Linked DNA regions of Mus musculus: region 2 is linked to region 1. The links are chromatin loops, found by intact Hi-C in ENCODE. Cell type or tissue: left cerebral cortex. All regions are shown on one strand. Links, peaks and the distances in the headings refer to the core of each region. The heading gives the core; the rest is flanking DNA. Region 1 holds the start of Gm30943 (a long non-coding RNA gene). Region 2 has its middle 9.8 kb from the start of Smndc1.

Evidence for each region. Peaks named below come from ENCODE experiments on the same cell type or tissue, not always from the same donor. Only the 100,000 strongest peaks of a DNase experiment are listed, where the experiment ranks them.
Region 2: a loop joins it to region 1, with 3 times the contacts of the local background. A loop is called at or near these places in 1 of 42 quality-filtered maps.

What each region holds. Positions count from the first base shown.
Region 1 is chr19:53,747,777-53,757,913 of GRCm38, reverse strand. All of the region lies in intron 1 of Rbm20 (RNA binding motif protein 20), which reads right to left. It overlaps Gm30943 (a long non-coding RNA gene), which reads right to left and starts at 3,670. Exons shown (of 2, transcript XR_386793.2): 1 at 2,870-3,670; 2 at 1-58. In left cerebral cortex, for the core only: a CTCF peak has its summit at 4,665 (motif pointing right); a DNase peak (open chromatin) is centred at 5,922; H3K27ac peaks cover 214 bases.
Region 2 is chr19:53,395,383-53,405,519 of GRCm38, reverse strand. No RefSeq gene overlaps it. Among named protein-coding and RNA genes, the nearest start is that of Smndc1, 9.8 kb to the right of the region's middle. In left cerebral cortex, for the core only: CTCF peaks have their summits at 2,284 and 4,977 (motif pointing right); a DNase peak (open chromatin) is centred at 4,561.

The sequences.
Region 1 (10,137 bases), core at 2,047-7,046:
TTTCCAGGCATTCTTCAGAGTCATCACACGATGTCAAAGGCACTGGAGAGTGTTGTCACTGAAGTGGGAAGAATATAAAAAAGAGCAAAGTCAGTGTTTCCGGAGCTAAACAGAATCTGCAGAAACAATCTCCAGGGATCCTGACGGAAGGAAACACCTTAAACAAGACTCATGACGCCGAAAGGATACCCCAGCAAGGACAGTTCTATTCACAGCAACCACAAATCACTGCGTTTGCCTCTTCTTTGTGTGCAGAGTTCATTTGTCCTGCCAGGTTAGATGTCCGGGTGCCACGTGAGCCATCCTGCTGGCCACCACCCGGCTCTGCGCTCTGCTTCTCCTCATAACCTTCCTCAGCACACATTTCACAGGCAGCGAGGAGAAGACGGGCCACTCACGCCAAATGCTCTGCTCTCCAAGGATGGAAAGAGGTCCCAAGAAGATCTTTCTCTTTGTGTAAAACCCATTTTCTGAAAACATGGTTGCATCCACAGTGACAGGTGTCACTTTCCGCACCCTGCAGTGCCCCATCTTGCTGTACTTATAAGGGAGTGAAGAGCTTAAGAGGGACGTAAGACAGGAAGGGGGCAGAGTCTTGACAGGACTGGACTTCCCAACAGGAATTTGCCCTACAAAATTGGTTTTTAGCTGTGCATGGTCAGCCGCACCTTTGATCTCATCACGTAGATCTCTGTGAGTTTGAGGTTACTCCAAACAGTGACTTCAAGGCTAACAGGGATACCCAGTGAGCCTTGTCTCAAACAGAGAAAAGACTTAATTTTAATAAAGAAAATATTATTAAGACTAAAGACATGTTTCTGTGCGTGTTTCTGATACGTTAGTAACTGCATCTCATGACTGCGTGCAGACCCCAGCCTGCTGTCTGGGAATGTTCTGAATTCCCTGGGCCCACCTATGGGAAATTGGTCTTGTTGCTGTTGAGGTTTCTGACGTCCACCACGGTCAATAGTTTACAGTGAGATCCTCTGACTTCTAAACTCTGAAGAAAGACTTCTCATTTTTGATTGGCTTCATCTTTTCAGGTCAAGAAAGTGTCTACTTTGCCTCAGAATGCCCACCCTTAAGTAACCTGCAAGGTTAGACTTCATGTGTTAGCAACTCCATGCAGCCTAGCTGTCTTTTGTAGTGGCCTGAGTGTGAAATGTCCCCCACAGGCTTGTGTGTAGAAATATTTGGAGCCTGTAGATGGCGCTGTTTTAAGTGAGTCATGAGGGGAAGTTCGTGAGTTTTGCAGGCTGGACCCCACTTCCTAGATGCATTCTACTTCCTACTTATCTTTGCTCTATTCCCAGATGTCTGTCCCCCTGTCCTGCAGGAGTCTTTAGGACTTGATGGGAGCAGAGGAGAGGCAGAAATGGCCGGGAAAAAAAAAAAACCCAGTGCCAGGAACTGAAGTTAGAGAGAGCGAGTCCTTGCAGGAAGGGTCTTGGAGAGTAACCCAGATAGCTGGGTAAACTGTATAGACAATTAATTACCTGACAGCTACTTTAAAAACTTTTGTGATATCACAAATATTCTCTCTATATTCAAGATTCCTCCTCTTTCTGGTCTTCCTAAATACATAATAAAGTGCTTGGGGAAGTTAGTGGAGGTGAGTTGTAGCATCACCCTAGGGAACGGGTGTCATTGGTAGGGTAAGACCCCTCATCTCATGGTGCTATGAGCCTGTACTTTGTATACTTCATTCTGATAGTCATCCTACTGACAGGTGAATGGAGAGGGGAAATCTGCCCCAAGTCACACAGCCTGGATGTGGTGGTGAACCAGATCTCACCAGAGACCATGCCCAGCTATTTCAAAGATGGCTGGACACATCAACAGAGTGACACTCGGGCCTGCAGCTGACAGAAAGACATCCAGGAACACACTCTTATCCCTAGAGTCAGCCCTGAGACTTGGTGACTTAGAAAGTGTCCTGCAGGGTAACCTGTAAATTTGGAAGGTGACACCCATCTGCCCTCCTCATGGTTCACAAGCACACGTGAACCCGACAGGTTTAAAGCGGTGCACATCCTGCTGTCGGGTTCAAATAGGCAAGAGACTGACACGCTCATAACACAGTTTAAGAGAAGAAAGAAGGAAAGCTCTCCTTGACCCAAGAGTATAAAACTGAGCATGCTCAGAAGTCCTCTGAAGTCTACCAGGCCTAGGCTGAGACACCCTCCCTATCCAGGAAAGAATTAATGTCACCCAAAGACAGGCCTGGCCTTTGCCCTCTTTAGCTCTGAAAGGTGATCTTTAAGCCTATGCATTGCCCCACACTGGGACACAGCAGGAATTCTGCTGTGCTTTACGGGACAGCCATGAGCTACACAGTGCCACCTTGAACCTGGGAGAGGCTGGAGAGTAAACTCAGTCTCAGGGACGCCAACCATGTGAGCCAGGGACGCCAACCATGTGAGCCAGGAACACCCTATATATGTGGTCGCTCATAGTAGCCAGACATCAGCACTTGATGTGGGTTCACGACAAAGGCCAGCTGCAAGCTTTATGCACAGAACTGTCCAGAATTTGGCCTGGCATCCTGTCCCTTGCCTCTGCTGAAGCTGTTCCCTTTCACTGTGACGGATTGCAGTTTCGAAGACAACAGTTTCCTCCGATAGGGTCTGAAAGTCTAACTGGTGAGTTACAGAGTGAGGCTCTGTGAACTCTTACCTCTCAGTTTGGGTGGGAAGGTGATCTTGGGACCCCTGACTTTGTAGTCCCTCCTCATATCATTTGATCCTCATGTAAACCTCACAGACAAGGATTATGAGTGGTGGCAGAGGCCATCCCTTGGCCATTATTCGCACCCAGCAGGTAGGAGAAAAGGACTTAGGTCCCAGACTGCAGCATCATTCACACTCACCTGGGTACTCGGTGGTCCTGCCTCCATCTGCCTGCTCCATCTTAGTCTTCCCCTGAGTAACAGAGGGTGAGGAGAGGACCCTGCTCCATGCTGGCCAAGGCAGGGGAGGACGGGGAGTCTTAGTGCTTTAACTGAGAGAACGTACAATGGGGTTAAGTGGCATTTTTAGCCCTGAGACAGGCCACATAACACAGATTCCCTCACAGCAGTTCTGAAACCCAAACCTCAGCCCTTTCTTGGTCAGAGCAGAAGCAGCCATGGAGAGCATGAGGCGGGATGGCAGTGATGCAATGCCTCCTGGGACAGGACATTCCATCAAGAGGCCCCTGGGGAGAGGGGGAGGATTCATGGGGGCAGGGGTAAGGGCAGAGAGGGAGCAGATAGGGCAGCCAACACACATCTGTCCTTAAAACAGGGTGTCTGTCTGTCTGCACCTGCCAGGATGGGGGGTGGGGTGGGGCAGGAAGGAGGCTGCACACACAGCAGATTCCGTCCTAGCACAGGGACCAAGCTGTGGCTGTCAATCCTGCCGCCCGTCTCCGGAAACCTGGCACGGCCAAAGTCCTCAGCCTCCTACACACACACACACACACACACACACACACACACACACACACACACACGTGCATGCGCCACCCCAGCGCTGTGCCGTTAAATTAGTTTTACAAGAGTAGAAGAGTTAAGACTGTCCCCTCCCCTGCACCCAGCTCTGTAGATTCTGAACCCCTCAATACAAGGCCAAGCAAGATAGCATGCTTAACAGGACAGGTTTATCTGCCTTGCTTTATATTAAGAATCTTTTTTTAAGATTTATTTATTTTATGCATGAGTACACTGTCTAGTCACTGTCTTCAGACACACCAGAGAGGGCATCAGATCCTGTTACAGATGGTTGTGAGCCACTGTGTGGTTCCTGGGAATTGAACTCAGGACCTTTGGAAGAACAGTCAGTGCTCTTAACAGCTGAGCCATCACTCCAGCCCATATTAAAAACTTTTTAAAGTCTACTTTTATGCAACTGGGTTTTTTGTTTTTGTTTTTGTTTTGTTTTGTTTTGTTTTCATTTTCTCAAGAAGAAAAACATGGTCATTGTTTTTTGGGTGACTTTTCTGTTCTTAGAGAGCTTGGATCTAAACAATGTGTGGCTACAATGGTCATGGAGTAAATGAGTCTTTAAATTGGCATCTGATCACTAGGTATAGGATACAGTGTGAAATCTCTATGTGTGTATACACTGTAACAATTAAGTCTGAGCAGTTTTTCTAACACTTCAACTATTTATCATCTCTTTGAGTTGGAAAACATCAAGCTCTCGTGGTTGCTTTGAAATACACAGTGAATTCTAGTTAAAGGTAGCCGTCTTAATACACTCTAGAATATCACAACCTACCTCCTATCTAGCTGGATTTTAGGTACCTGCTATCTGCCCCTTTTTGTCTCTCTCATCTCTGCTGCACCTCTAGTGGCCAGAATTCTGCTTTCACGTTTTATGAGATCAGCTTTCTAGCTCCCACCTCTCAAGAGAGCTTGTGCAAAGCTCATCTCACTGAGCCTGGCTAGTTAACCTCGTGTCCTCCAAGCTTATCTGAACCTCCACAAACAACAGGGCTTCATTCGTTTCTATGGCCGCATCAACACCATGCCTTAGTGCTTATTAATCAACTGATGGACACCGGGATATTTCTAAAGAAAGGGGTTCTTAATACAGAAATAACTGAGAAATGTAATATTCTTTTGTACGATTGTGTTTTGCCTTCATGAATGTATGGATGGCATGTACATGCAGTGCCCAAGGAGACCAGAAGAGGGCGTCAGATGCCCTGGAACTGGAGTTACAGACAGTTGTGAGCGCTCACGTGGGTGCTGGATAACATAGTCCAGCGCCTCTCTCAACCCTCCTCAGAGAAGCTGCTTCTTGCAGTAGATGACGATTAACAAAACCCACAATTGGTCACCAAGGAATGAAAGACTGGAGTGCTCAGCTTTAAATGGGAAGTCTGTGTCACAGCAGCTACCTTAGGGTTGCAGGTATCCCAACCCACTTATTCTAAGGCTCAGGGACCCTCAGGGAGGAGGAAAGGAAAGAGTGTACGAGCCAGAGACAGCAATGATGCTGGACAAACAGGGCAGTTGCACATAGGAAGAGGGATTGCAACAATGTATTTATATGGACAAAATGTAGCAGATGCGGGAGGTAGGCAATTCGCTCCACCTCAGGCTGAGAAGCTGTCGCTGGGAGAGGAGAATCAGTTTTCTTTAAGGGTGTGGCATCTGGTAGGGCCACCTAAGAGAGAGACAAAGGGTGAGGGGAGGGAGAGACAACATCAAGTTGTGTGGGTATGAAAAGGGGGTGGATCTGGGAGGAGTATGGGAAGGAGTGATTATCAGAATATATTATAGGAAATTCTCATAGAATTGATAAAAATATTTTTTAACCCTTCAGGAAATAAGCTCTGAAAACAGTATTACAAATTGATAGTTGGTTTTCAGCATGTTCTTAAAAACCAAGGGATTGACACTGTGAAATCACATAGGTACACAGTCCAGAGGAATTCTGAGGTATAAATCTAAAACTTTTATCAGCATCTGAAAGAGATTTCTGACCCAACACTTTAGGGCCGCTGACCTGTTTAGACCTGGCAAATTCATGGTATTGTTGACTAGAAAGATTTCTGGAATTGCATGGAATCAGAGAGGTTAGCCTGCTGGGACAGACAGGCGGTGATAGCCCGAGTTTACTTGGGGACTGCTGCGTTGTCAGCGGGAACATTTATCACAGTCCAGCCTGCTTGGTGGTCCGCACGAGTAGTCCTACCCACAGAATTTAAACTTCTTTGGGGCAGACTAGGCCTCATGCTGGAACCACACACACATGCTAGGCACACCATCAGGGTCTGAGAAGTCATGTTCCCCAGGAAGGGTGCAGCCACGCACAGGCAAGGCTGCAGGTGCTGCCTAGGGAAATGTGGTATACTTCGGTGGGTGCTTGACAAATCCTTCTCGGTGATAATGATGATCCCGCCTTCTTTGCCTGCTATTCTCACTCCTCAGATGATTCACACGAAGCAAAAATATCTGCTTTGGCTACAAAGAAAGAATGTACCCTCTGTGAGTCTGGAGGTGCCAGCCTGCTGGCGAGACAATGTGACCCAGCACACCCAAGGCTGCAGGGGCATCGCTGGGCAGTTTTGAGTGGCAGTTCTGGTCTCAGAAGCCAACAGTTCCATAGGACAGCGAGCAGTTTGAGGCCCAACCCCTTTCTCTCCACTCGCAATCCTAAAGTGATTTAGTGTGTTAGGATTCCTCAGAAACGGAACAGATCCACAAGGCGGTGAGCCCTCGCGCTTGAAGACGCTCAGGTTTTAAAGGCGAGGCCTCTGCAGGCAGCTGCAGCTCCCTCTTCAACCAGGAAGAGACAATTCCTCCACGAGGGCTTTTTGCTTACAGTTTCCAGCCCTTGGCAGCTTCACCCGGAGCAGCTGCAGCCTGTTAGAGCAGGTCTTTCCGCGTTAGGCTGGACAGTGATTCGGGAACTATCACTCATCTGAAGCCCTAGCCCCAGGGTTTGACCACTGACCCAGAGACAGCAGCAAATGAAATTCGTTGGTCTGTTTTCCCGGGTTGTTGATAAGAAGTCAGTAGACCTGGTTTCATCTCCCACTGTGTAACTTTGGTCTAGAAGTGGAAACTCGAATCTCCTTTTCCACAGCAGTTTTGTCTTTATAGTTTTTGGGTTTTTTGTTTTTGTTTTTGTTTTTGTTTTTGGTCGTAGTCATCTTCTTTCTTCTTCCTCCTTTCTCCTTCCTCTTCTTCTTCTTCTACGGCTGCTGCTTCTTCTCTTCCTCCTTTTCCTTCTCCTTTTCCTCTCTTTCTTCCTTCCCTTATTTAATTTACTACTTCCTTTTCCTCTTCTTCTTCCTCCTCTTCTTCCTTTCTTTTTCTCCCCCCTCCCCCCGTACATGTTTGTGATGAATTTGGTCATTTTTAACCTCGTCCACCTATGAACTCTCTCACCCCCCTTTCCTTCCACATACCTCCTTTTTCCCAGCAAGCCCCCATTCTGCATGTGTGTGTGTGTGAGACAGACAGAGACAGAGAGTGTATGTGTGTAGTATGTGGTATGTGTGTGGGGTGTATGTGTGGTATATGTTAGGTGTGGTGGGGGAGTACGAGTGTGTGTGTGTGTTTTGTGGTGTGTGTGTGTCCCACTGAATTTAATTAGGGTTGCTGCTTGTATGAGCATGGGTAGAGATTTTTTTACTGAATCATGAGTGAGTTCTCAGAGGCTACAACCGTAAAGGAAACGATACCCTCCCGGAACCATAACTGTCAACAGACCCTTGGGAGAGGGTGATGCGCATGCACTCGCTCCTCCCACACATGGTAAAATGTCGGCAGGCGCTGCAAAGTTATCTTAGTACAGTAGAGTCTGTGAAGAATCTGGCACATACATACGGGGTATAAATTAACGGAACTTGTATTATGTAGACCTGGGAAGGCAGGGGGGCCTGCAGTCAAAGCAAAACTCAGTCAGGGCTGAGCATGATCATAAGAACTGAGCAACGTGCTGTCTGCCACCTTCAGAAAGGGAAACAAACTCCTTTGGAAGCTTGCGTGGTGCCTTCTGGTACCACAAAAGCTAGTCCTCAGGGGAGGTTTTGGGGTAGATGGAGCTCAGGTCCTCTGGACCCTGGGTCCAGAGTGTATGGTGTTTTAGGACCTGATGGTCAGCCCTGAAGTTACATACACACAAGAAACACAGGAGCTGAGCAGGCTGTGTGCATATAATCGCAAAAATTAAAGAAGCCGTGGGGGTAAACCGAGGGTTTGGAGGGGAGGAAAGGAGAAATTACTTAATTATAATCTCAAAAAAAAAGGTTAATTTAAAACTTAAAAAGGATCTTAAAAGGTTAATGGTGTATGACCAACAGCCCAGTGAAGGTGGTCATAACAACACGGTACCCATGCGCTGCTTTTCTGGGTTTCTGTGAGCTGGTGACATGGCCCAGAGCGTGCCTGCTCCTAACGCCCCTTTGTCATTAGTACTAGAGTCATCGTTAGCACTACTGCTTCAGGGTTACCGGGGATGCAATGGAAAGACACAAGAAAGTTTTAAACTAATTAACTTCCAAGACTGCACATGGTAGAGAAAATCAACATTAGCTTATATGTAGTGTTAAAACATATTGAAGAAAGAACAATCACATGTGCTTTGTTTTGCAGTGTTTTGGGCCCTAGCTCAGTGCCTAAGAGTGCTGGCTGCTCTTCCAGAGGACCCACACACACCTTTTTAAATCTTTTTATTTTAATTGAAATGAGCATTTATCTTGAATCTATTAAATAATTAATTTTTCCATTAGTTTATTTATTCTCTTTACATCCTGTTCACAGCCTCCCCTGAGTCCCCGCCTCACATGACCCCTCCTCCCACAGAGGACCCTTGTTTGATACCCAGGACCTAAATGGTGGCTTACAACCATTCGCCACCCCAGTCCCAGAGGCTCTATCTCCCTCTTCTGGCCTCAATGGGCACCACACGCACGTGGTGCACAGACACACAGACAGACAAAACACTCCTACACATAAAAATAACGGTATTCTTAAGACTAAATTCACCTTAGAACACTGGAGTTCCTTGGGTGGTGCTATAATGGTGGATACGCAGCACTATGCATTTGTCAAGCTCACAGAATGAACACCGCCAACTGCGGATACTGGTGATAAATAAATGTGGCTGTAGGTTCATCCTCTGTAGGGATTAACCAGGGCAGTGGGGGATATGGAAAAATCTGCATCCTTCCAGCTTGATTTTGCTACAGACCTAAAACTGTTCCAAACATATCGCCACTAATTTACAAAACGCCCGTCCTTATGCCGGAAATACATTAATCAGGTCACAGCGTCTCACTTGACAGCCATAAGCAGACACTGGTGAAAATCTCCACAGTGGTGATGATGTCACTGAAAGAAAGTTATACAAGCAACTTAGCTATTCTCAATTATATCCCTCACACATGCAAAAAAAAAAAAAAAAAAAGTAAAATTCAGAGAAAAGATGAGGGTCAGAGGTCGGGGGAAGGCAGATGTCCAAGAGGGGAGGGCAGGTGCCCAAGTTGGGGAGGGCAGGTGCCCAAGTGGGGGAGGGCAGGTGCCCAAGGGAGGAGGACAGGTGCCCAAGGGGGGAGGGCAGGTGCCCAAGGGGGGAGGGCAGGTGCCCAAGGAGTAAGTATCCCCCAAGCAGAAGGAAAGATAAAGCCCCACACATGCCAGTCTTCCTCCTTCCAGCACCTGAGGACTGGAAGTCACTTCCTCATGAATGCTCTGTGCTCTGGGCTGTAGGTAAAGTGAAGAGGAAGCTCCGTAATAAATCGCCTTCACCTGCCACCCTGCCTATTTTTAGGGCTCCATTTTACAGCGTGGTGAAATGAGCCTGTGGATGTCAGCGTGCCAGGCGTCATTAAGACGTTTCTTGAGAAGTGGGGAGACGCTTTCCCAAGCAAAACTGAAGTCACAAGCCGCAGGTTGTTTTCCAAGATGACACCCATTAAGAAGCTGCTGAAGAGCTCCCTGAGGCCCTTTGGTCATGTGACAAGGCACAGTCTGAGCAGTGCTGATTTACAGCTGGCGTGGTAATGCCTGGGCGGACTCTATCTGGGCCCCAGAAAGGAACAGTATGGAAAACAGACACTCAAATCACCCACTCTGTAGCGGACCCACAGAAAAGTCACAGAGATTTCAATGGCAAGCTGGGTCCATATCAAAAAAACCCAGGGTCGGCACTTGCGTATTCCTTCACACATGGGCCAGGGGCTTCTGTGTGTTGGACATTGCTGTGTGTGCTGGAGGCTCTTCAGCAGCGATCAAAGAGGGCGCTTTAGTTTTTCCATTCAAGTCACATCTCAGTTTAGGAAGACAAAAAGAAAAAAGGGTGTGTCAGAGAAAAACTGAAGAGGAAAAAGAGAACAGAGGCTGAGGGAAACTAAGAAGGATGACCCAGGGACCCAGGGCTAGAGAAGACCTCTGCATGAGGGCGGGTCAGAGGGCTATATGAAGCTCCTTTGAGGAGAAGGGCACCCCAGACAGCAGCAACCCCCCCAACCATGTTCTTGAGAAAGAGCGGGTACCCGGGTACCCAGTGGGAAGAGAAAGGAAGTAAAGGAAGAGGAGGAGGAGGAGGCCATGGGGCTCACAGGCTGTGACCACACCTCTGGATCTGGTGGGTTCTGAGTAGAGGACAGATTTGGCTGGACCCGGATTTAAAGGGCACT
Region 2 (10,137 bases), core at 1,995-6,994, 350 kb after region 1:
TTAAGACCCAGGTTCGTTTTGTTTGGTATGTCTGTACGTTAGCTCATTTGGTCCTTCAGTGATGGCAAAGCAATGGTTCTCCTCCCAGTGGGTAGTGCAATTCACCAACACAGTGGTTGAAGCGTTTCTCCAGGGTGACGATCCCCTGGACGTTTGTATGCATGAAGAGCTGCACTGCAGACTCGGCTGCCCAGCCAGCACTGCACACATAGCTGTCAGCTAATGCACAACGAATGGGTATGCAAATGAGAGCTGGCAAGGTCCTGGAAGAGCTATAGGAAATGCCAATGAAGACATTCTGACAGATGTCCGAGGAGTTCAGAGGAAAAGCTCCCCGCTGGGCAAATATGGGGGAAGGAGCTTGGGAGACAGCGGGGGGCCTCGGAAGATGAGTAAGACTTCAGAAGACAGCCCTGGCAGCAGCGTAGCCAGAAGGGCACAGCATGAACAGGGAGGGACGAGATGGAACATTTGTTACATTCGCGTGTCATCTTTGTCAGAGGACGAGCTGATCTCTGGCTCGCTGGCATATTCGTTTGTAGGAAAGGGAAGTTGGCTCATCTTGAACCGGCAACTAGAGAGACTGAGGTTCATTTCCAGAGCCCTCGAGTGAATCAGCCATTCTCTAAGATTCCCGGTGCTTTGCCGCACTGTTCGCTAAAGCTTCCCCTTTGAGCACAAGGGGATTTTAAAAGCCAACACCGGGGCTTTCACACACCCGTGTTTCTAAAATCCCGTCCACGGAATGGAAAAACCCTGTGAGGTCACCCCTGCATGCCACCCAATCATCTTCTCAGATAAGACGGCCTGGCTATTCTTCCTCAAAGCCAACGAAGGTAAAGAGTCAAAACCAGAAGGCTACAGAAGTGATTTGGAAGGATACTGGGAACAGCCCGAGGGTACGGGAAGTTGGTATACCAGTTGGCTATTGGATTCCGGTTTTTTTTTTTTTTTGGATTCTGTCAGTTCAGACTCAGATCAAAGATTCTTTCGGTGAGTGAGCTCACCAGGCAGGGACAAGCTTTGCTGATAACACAGAAAGTGATTCATCCTGTCCTGGCTCAGCCAGGCTGGCACAAATGTCACCCACTCACTTTGATTGATGTACCCCATTCATAGAAATATGTGAGCAGATATTGATTTTTTGAGCTCCACCATGACTCACTGTCCTTGGCAACTGACCTGCTTCTTTGGCTTAGCTTTGTTGATGCTATTGCTGCTGCTAACAAATTGCAGGTTAGTGAACCATGAAGGGGTCTGCCTGCAGCTAAGCAAGAGAAGAGTTGACAGCAGACATGCCATGTGTGGCATGGGGTGGATTCTAGAGTAGCATTTCTCAACTTGTGGGTCACGACCCCTTGGGAGGGGGGGTCAGATGGCCCTTTCACAGGAGTTGCCTAAGACTATCAGAAAACACAGATTTTACTTTACAGTTCATAACAGTAGAAAATTACAGTTATAAAGTAGCAATGAAAGCAACTTTACGGTTGGGGAACACCCAGGACATTGAGGAACTGTGTTAAAGGGTCTCAGCGTGAGGAAGGTTGAAAACCACTACTCTAGAGAAATGGTGCCTCTCCCGGCCTTCAAGATCCTTGTTCCTGTTATCTCTGAAGTAAGAACTCTGAGATAGTCAAAAGAAAACTGCAGAGAGTTCCAGGGTGGTAATTAGCGTCTGAAACAAAGAGAAAGAGTCAAGAGAAACCTCTGGATGGGATGGCTGTAATCTGGGAGAACAGAGACGAAGAAAGGGAAAAAAAACCTAAAGAAATTCTCAAGCACTCGGCAAGGCTCCTCTCTTTAGGTTGCGGGTCCAGGTTCTTTCTCATGTTCTCACCTGGATAATTTTATCTGGGAAGGATTCTTATAGCAGAACTTAGTGCCTAAGAACTATTAGATAGGCTCCCTATGGGCCGTCGGTTCCAGCTCTGTCCCACTCAGGTACCCAACAGACTCCATCACCTTCTTTTTGCCATGTTTGGAAGTCCTGCAGATGAACGTGGCCTGACTCTAAAGGACAATCGGTGGGGAGAGGAGAACAGAACAGGTGACACAAACACGAGTGAGCGAGTATGTGTGTCAGTGTCACAGAGGGGCAGGGAGGACAACCAGTTAGTTCTGGGTGACACGTCAAGAATATTCCCAAAATGACATGATTCTTATGACTCTTCAAATGAGGGTTGAGAGAGGAGTGCAAGTTAGTCAGGAAAATAAGAGAATAAACAAACAAACAAACAAAATCCCAAAACTGATCAACATCAGCAAATCCCTAGAGGGCGCCACTTCAGCTCATTCCAAAGCAACCAAGTGGGCTGAGTGAAGAACGCTGTCGGGGATGGGGACAGGGGACCACTGACCGAGGTTAAAACGTGACACGTTCAGAACTGGAGCTTAAAATAACCATTCTGACAGTGGGAGGAGAGAACAGGGGGACAAATTAGGGGCCTCCCAAGCCACAGATAATAAGGGGGTGAATTTCACAGCATCTCTTAAAGGAAAGATGGAGGGGCTCTGTCACTGTGCTGGGATCCACTGAGGAAGAACGGCAACAAGGATGAGGCCAGGGGTGTTCCAGGCGCCCCCAACAGGAGGCTGTGGGAGGTGCCACCCTCGCTGAGAAACGTCATACAAAAAGGCAGGGGGGCTGGGGGGGGGAGGGAGGACAATTTGTTCTTTTTTTCCCCTCCCCCCATAACTTTGAAGGTTGTTGAATCTAGGACCCCACAGAAGCTAGGCAAGTGCTCTACTCCCAAGTTGCCCCCAGCTCCGATTCCATTAAGGGCTCAAAGGTGTTCAGCTTTTTTTGTTTTCCATAGTTTGAGCAAAATGTGTCCAGGTAGAGTTTCCAATGTGTTTGTTCTGCTTAGCATTTACCAAGATTCCAGAGTCTAACTCTGTGCCTTTCACCAAGTTGGGAAATTTTTCAGGTTTTATCGTTTATAAACAAACAAACAACCCCGAAGACCTATTATTTTCTCTTCATTGTGGCTTGCAACTAACACATGTTTAAGATTTTGCTACTTGGGCTGGTGAGATGGCTCAGCTGTTAAGAGCACTGGTTGCTTTTCCAGAGGTCCTGAGTTCAATTCCCAGCAACCACATGGTGGCTCGAAACCATCTGTAATGGGATCCAATACCCTCTTCTGGCATGCAGGTGTATGTGCAGGTAGAGCACTCTAAAATAAGTAAATAAATCTTAAAACAAATAAAATACTTATCGAAAGGCCAGGGAAGCTCTATCTTTTTTTTTTTTTAAGTCAAACTCTCTTCTATCTTCAGTTCTGATCATTGATATGTTTTCAAAGCTACATTTATTTATGATTTATGCATTTTATATATGCGAGTGCTCTGTCTGCATGCATGCCTGCAAGCCAGAGAGGGCAAACAATCTTGTTATGGCTGGTTGTGAGTCGCTGTGCAGCTTGCTGAGATTTGAACTCAGGACCTCTGGAAGAGCAGTCAGTGCTCTTAACCACTGAGCCATCTCTCCAGCCTCCCTTGATGAGTTTTTCAAATTCACCAACTGTTTCACTCACCAACCTCAGTCTTCTTGGAAGGTCTTCAAGTTGGTATCCTTACTTCTGATGCTTAAGCAGTAAAATTAGAAGCAAGGACCCAGGGCCTACATTATAGGCATGGACACCATTTAACAGAAAATGCTATAAAATGTACAGGGTTATGTGATCACAGGAGGCCAAGAACTTGAAGGAGAGCTGGCAGGGTACACGTATGGGGATGTCTGGAGGGAGGGGAGGCATAAATATTGTAATTATAATCTCAAACATAAAGAACTTAAAGGTACAGAGAGGAATGGTCCGTCACTTGAGCTGAGAAAAGTGAGGAAACACTTTTCAAGCTTAGTTTTGTTTCTTTCTCCTCCTCCTCTTCCTCCTCTTCTTCTCTTTCTTCATCTCTGGTCTTCCGGCTGGAGAGATGGCTCAGTGGTTAAGAGCACTGAATGCTCTTCCATAGGACCGGGGTTCTATTCCCAACGCCCACATGGCAGCTCATAACTGTCTGTAACGCCAAGACCTGACACCCTCACACTGATATATATGCGGGCAAAACACCATAGCACATCAAATCAAACTAAACTTTAAAAAAACGTATTGTCTCACCCTGCGACTTAATAAAAAAAGTTTCTGAGCATCTGCTACGCTCCCCTTGTTCAGTCACGAATATAATTTGTTTGTGCTCTTGAGTAGAGTTGCTGTAGTCATTTTAAGACCATTCTGACTTCAACTTGTGTGTCATCTAAAGTCAGTCTCCATTGGTTTCCCTTTCTCTCGGCCATGTCTGTGGTGCAGTTTTCTGTCTGTGACTGTCCAGTGATTTGGGATTGTGATCGCTACAATCTTCGCAATGACTAACATATAGACTACAGTTTTTCTGTTACACTCTACTGGATTCTGGAAAGCTCGTTCCTGGGAAGAGAAAGGAAGTCACCAGATGAACTGACTCATAAGCACACCGTGAGCATCTAAAATCATATTAGGAAACTTAACGGACACAACAGACTGAGGAAAGGATGTAACTCTCTCACCTGGGCCCCCGCCAAGTGACAGAGAGACGCTTAACCCTGCAGTGGCCGATTCCACACCAACCTATAATATACCTGGTGTGTGCCTCAAGGACCAATGACTCCCCATCTGTTTCCGAAGCTTTGGCTCAGCTCCGTCTCCTGCTGCTGATGTGGCTATTCATCTGCTTGCCTGTCTACCTGTCTGCCTGCCCAGACCTCAGCAGCTATTTTTGCTCCAGACCTGATTCGACCTTTCACCTCAAGCGTCAACTCACTGTGTCTTGTCGGCTTATTCTTGGGTTTCTTTGGATTGTTTTCTCCCAGAGTTCATCAGTGTCATCGGTGACGAGTTAAACCAATATGGGTCACTCTGCTGTTAACAAACATGTGACTCCGGGTTCCCAATAAATATTTGTTGAATAAATTCAAGTACATACTTCATATTTCTAATTGGCCTCTAGGGGTCTCCATATGCTTAATAAGCCAGGATTGGGCTGATCCTCGGATTGTCTCTCCCCTACTCCCCGCTTCCAGCAAACCTGCTCTTCTTCAGGTGTCTGTCTGTTTGTCTGTCTGACTGTCTATAACTATATCTACCTATGTATGCCTGTCAATCATCTTCTTCATGTGTCTTGACATTTCCATTTGCACACAGGCCTTTCTAACGTGGCATATCAGAAACCAGCAGTTGTACCTCCCAGCTCTGCTCCTGGCTGGCCCTTCTGCACAGTTGGCCCTTCACATGGCCCATAATTCTTACCCAGGTTTCACCCTCAGTTGTTTTTTTTAGATGATTTCTTCCATGACTGTTTGCTATAAAATGAATATAATCCATTGTCTCCTTCTCCACAACCTCCCTGTTTACCCTCGCCTTTCTCTATCACATTGATTTGCGATCAATTACAGGTCTGCTTCCATTTCTCCCCCCCCCCCCCCAAAGCGTAAGCTCTCTGAGATGTGGCCTTTTCAGTGCTGTACCCCAGTCCTGAGAAGAGAACAGAGCTTGGAGCAGGTGTGCAATAAATATCTTTTAAATTAAATGATCATCGAAGTTACTTGAATGAAGAGGGAGAAGAGCTGGACGTAGTGGTGCACACCCTTATTGTCAGCATCACCAAGGCTAGGCCACCCTGGTCTAGATAGCAAGTTCCAGGCTATGGATACATAGTGAGATCTTGTCTAAGACGAAGGGGAATGGAGTTGAAGAGAGAGACAGAGACAGAGACAGAGAGACACAGAGAGAGAGAGACAGAGACAGAGATAGAGATGGAGACAGAGAGAGAGAGATCCTGTTGGGGAAGGAACAAGATCTTATAATATGGACAGAAGCCACACAACCAAAGGTCTAGGGAAAATTAATGTCACAGACACCACAATCCATAGGGAAGATGTAAAATATTCAGAAGACGGGCTGAGGAAGAAACTATAGTGGCCCTGGAGAGTTAGTGATTTGGTTGGTGACTTTGGGTATGATATTTATTTTGGTGATGTTGCAGAAGAAACCAGACCACAGCAGGATATGACACAAGCAGTCAACAGAGACACAGGGTCAGAGGCTGAAGGAAAGGCTGGCTGAAGCCGAGAGAATAGACTAAGGAGAGGCAAGAGTGGAAGTGGTAATCTCACAGGAAGAGCTCAGTCTTTGACTCTGAGCGGCAATGAAGAAGAAGGCTCAGCCTTCTGTTTCATGCACGGTCAGGGCTGCTACATATGGCTGATACTGTCTATGTCCTTTAGACCAGCTCTGGATCAACAGGAACCTACTGTCCTCCAAGTCACAAGCCCTGGAGAAGAGACAGGGTTTCCAACGTAATACATACGGCATGCCTCTGGCAGGGGAGTATCTGCTGGAAGGTGTCTTTTTCTACAATCTAGGGAAATGGCCTTATTTAGAACTCACTTGTTTTAGGTAAATAACAATGAGAATTTCAGTGAAATATTTCTTCTTCTTCTTCTTCTTCTTCTTCTTCTTCTTTTCTTCTTCTTCTTCTTCTTCTTCTTCTTCTTCTTCTTCTTCTTCTTCTTCTTCTTCTTTTTCTTCTTCTCTTCTTCTTCTTCTTCTTCTTCTTCTTCTTCTTCTTCTTCTTCTTCTTCTTCCTCCTCCTCCTCCTCCTCCTCCTCCTCCTCCTCCTCCTCCTCCTTCTTCTTCTTTTCCTTGAGACAGGGCTTCTTTGTGTAGCCCTGGCTGTCCTAGAATTCGTTTTGTAGACCAGGCTACCCTCAAACTCACAGAGATCTGCCTGTCTCTGTCTCTGCCTCCCAAGTGCTGGGATTAAAGGCAGGTGGCACCACTGCTGGGCTCTTTTCTTCTTAAACATGTTAGGCACATGTATGTACTGAACCATTGTACCCACCCTCTTTAAGAACTTTTTATTGACATCTCCAGTTGTACATGTTAATGAGAGTTCAATGTAGTCATTATCTCAGTCTGGTTTTTTGCTGCTACTTAACTCATTAATATAGTCTGGGTAGTTTACAAAGGTTGACAGTTCATTAAGTTTGTGATTCTGGAGGGTACGGAAGTTCAATTTCAAGGGCCTGAGTCAGGTGCTGGTCTTCTTGTTGATGGGACTTTGCAGAATCCTGACGTGAAACAGGACATCATGTAATGAGAAGGGCCCGTCCAGCAGAGAGGGTCAAACTGGCTTCTACAGACCAAGTGGAGCGATAATTTATAACTTCATTAGTTCATGAAGGTAGAAACCTCAAGGCCTAATCACCACCTACTAAGGTTGATCTTGTCCAATTCTTTACAACTTCCAATGGAAATTAAACTTCAACGTAAGTTTTGGTGGGGGCATTCAAAACAGAATCATATCTTTTCCGGATTTTCTAGGATGAATCTGCTCAACTTTAGATTCGTGCCAGAGGGGAAGAACAGCTACCGAAACTCTCTGTACAGTGGCCACCCTTCTTTGTGTAAAGCAAAAGGAAGAACAAATGTGTCAGCCACAGCCAGAGTTCCCCTTTCACATCAGATGCCTACACCTGGGAGCAGATGGGGTCAGTGAGAGGTGGGGGAGGGAGGGATGAGATAGGATTTCATGTGTGAAATTCTGCCTTACTGGAACTTACTAGCAGAGGAATAACAAAAGCCATGTTGTGCTGTTCTAGAAACTCCGAGGAAAGAGATGGGTGTAGGGATGAGTAATTGTCTATGGACTGGATCCATTAGGGAAGACAAAAAAGCTTTCTATAAACTTAAGAATCACAATCTTAGGGGTGGTAGCGAGGAAACATGACTGAGGAAATACAGGCTCGTTGAAGCTACCTTCTCTCTGCTGACGTGCTCTACTAGGGAGAGGAGGACTCTATGCTAGGATTAAAGACTCCATCTGTGTGCTGTGCTCTAGTAGCTGAGAATGGCGACGTGTGTGTCTTTGATAATAAAATAGAGATCCGGGTGGTCATATGTGGTAGCCCATGCCTATAATCCTAGCACTTGGGAGACGAGGACCAAATATTCAAGACTAGCTTGGTCTATATAATAAAACTGTGTTAAAATATTATATATTATTTGTAATGCTTTATTGTAGCTGCTTGTATTCTAATGCCAATTATGTTCCCCCCTAAGATGTTTGCATGTAGCTTCTGGAAACCTGCCTACAGTTGGTTCTGATAAACATGCCACCAGCCAACAGAGGACAGACAGGGGATTTTAGGCTTCCCCAGCATGGGGCCTGGGGGAAGGAGGAGGAAGGAGAAGGGAGATCAGCTATGCTGGGAGTGTACCATGCCTGAGAAGAGTGGAGAACAGAGAGGCGTAACCCCCATGTGAAGGAGCTCGGAATTATCAGTGGGAGGTAGTGGAGGTTAGGCTGTAGCCCAGCTACTGTGTTGTTTAAAGTATATTAAAATATAAAGGCTGGGTGTGGTAACGCACGCCTTTAATCCCAGCACTTGGGAGGCAGAGGCAGGCGGATTTCTGAGTTTGAGGCCAGCCTGGTCTACAAAGTGAGTTCCAGGACAGCCAGGGCTATACGGAGAAACCCTGTCTCAAAAAAAACCAAAAAAAAAAGGCTGCGTGTGTGTGTGTGTGTGTGTGTGTGTGCCTTTCATTTGGGAACATAAACCATTGAGGCAGGTAGTAAACCCACCATCAGGGTTTATTAATTTAAGAAAATTACTACATTTTGTAGCCTATAATGTCTTCAAATAGAATTTATTACATGATAGTAATATTTAAAATAACAATAGAGCTATCCAAGAACAATACACAAAAGAAAAAAATAGATCATCACTAACATCAGAAACAACAAAAGTCCATCCATAGCTGTTGCATCTGTTGCTTATAGACTGCTAAGGGCAGTTAGTTGATTTACATCAACTTATTAGATGAGAGTACAGGGGAATGTGACATTTTCATATTCTTCTACCATGTGTGACACACAGAAGGAAAGTGACTTGACCCTGGTTATTTTATAAGTCACGAGGAAAGATGGCAAATGAACATGGCTTCCTATGAACCAACCTAAAGACCACCAGGCACTCACAACACACACAGCTTCCTGGCTCGGTTGCATTCTTTTTTAACTTTAACCCCAGGAAAACATGATGGAAGGGGGGTGTCTCTCACAACTTCTTTTTTTTTTTTAAAGATGTTTCTTTACTCATATGAGTGGGGGCATGTGCCCTCAGGTGCAGGTGCTTGAGTAGGCCATAAGAGAACATCAGGGAATTATAGATGCTTGTGAGCTGCCCAACATGGGTACAAGGGAACTGAACTCAGGTCCTCTCCAAGAGAGATATGACACTTGACTGCTGGGCCATCCCTCCAGCCCAAGTGTCTTAGGGCTTTACTGCTGTAAACAGACAGCATGACCAAGAGCTCTTCTTATAAAGACAACATTTAATTGGGCCTGACTTACAGGTTCAGTCCAGTATCATCAAGGTGGGAGCATGGCAGCATCCAGGTAGGCATGGTTCAGGAGTAGCCGAGAGTTCTACATCTTCATCTGAAGGCTGCTAGTAGAATACTGACTTCCAGGCAGCTAGGATGAGGGTCTTAAAGCCTGCACCCACAGTGATACACCTACTCCAACAAGGCCACACCTTCTAATGGTGCCACTGCCTGGGCAGAGCATTCAAACCATCACGTCAAGCTTTCACCGGTTCTAACGTGTTTCCTCTGTGACAAAACTTACATCAGAGGCTGTCTTGCTTCCTGTGGCGACTATGGTCTACTGCCCACATTTGTCTTCAGAGTAAATGGCTTGAGTTTCCTAGCAGCAGGAGCACTGGCTCTTCACAGGAGCAGTCCATTAACTGGCTGATCTGGCTGATGGATTAGGAGTGGATGAGGGCTACCCCAGAGCTAGAGGTCCTTCTATGGAATTGCTTAGCGCTCCCAGAGCAACTGTCACCCCTCACCCTCCAGGGCTCACTCTCCAATGACCTGAAACAGAACTCTGAGTGAAAAACCCCATCAGGACCACAGAGAACCTCTCAGGAGCAGTGGTTACAGAAGATGAGACTGGTACTATGAAAGTATCTATTAAATAAATGTATTAGGGTCTCAAAGTAAGCCACGTGTCCTGTGTATATTTTAACAAGCCAAAGTTGTGAACCATATATGGTGGTCTGAAGGTTTAATGGTTGTCTTAGTTAGGGTTTTA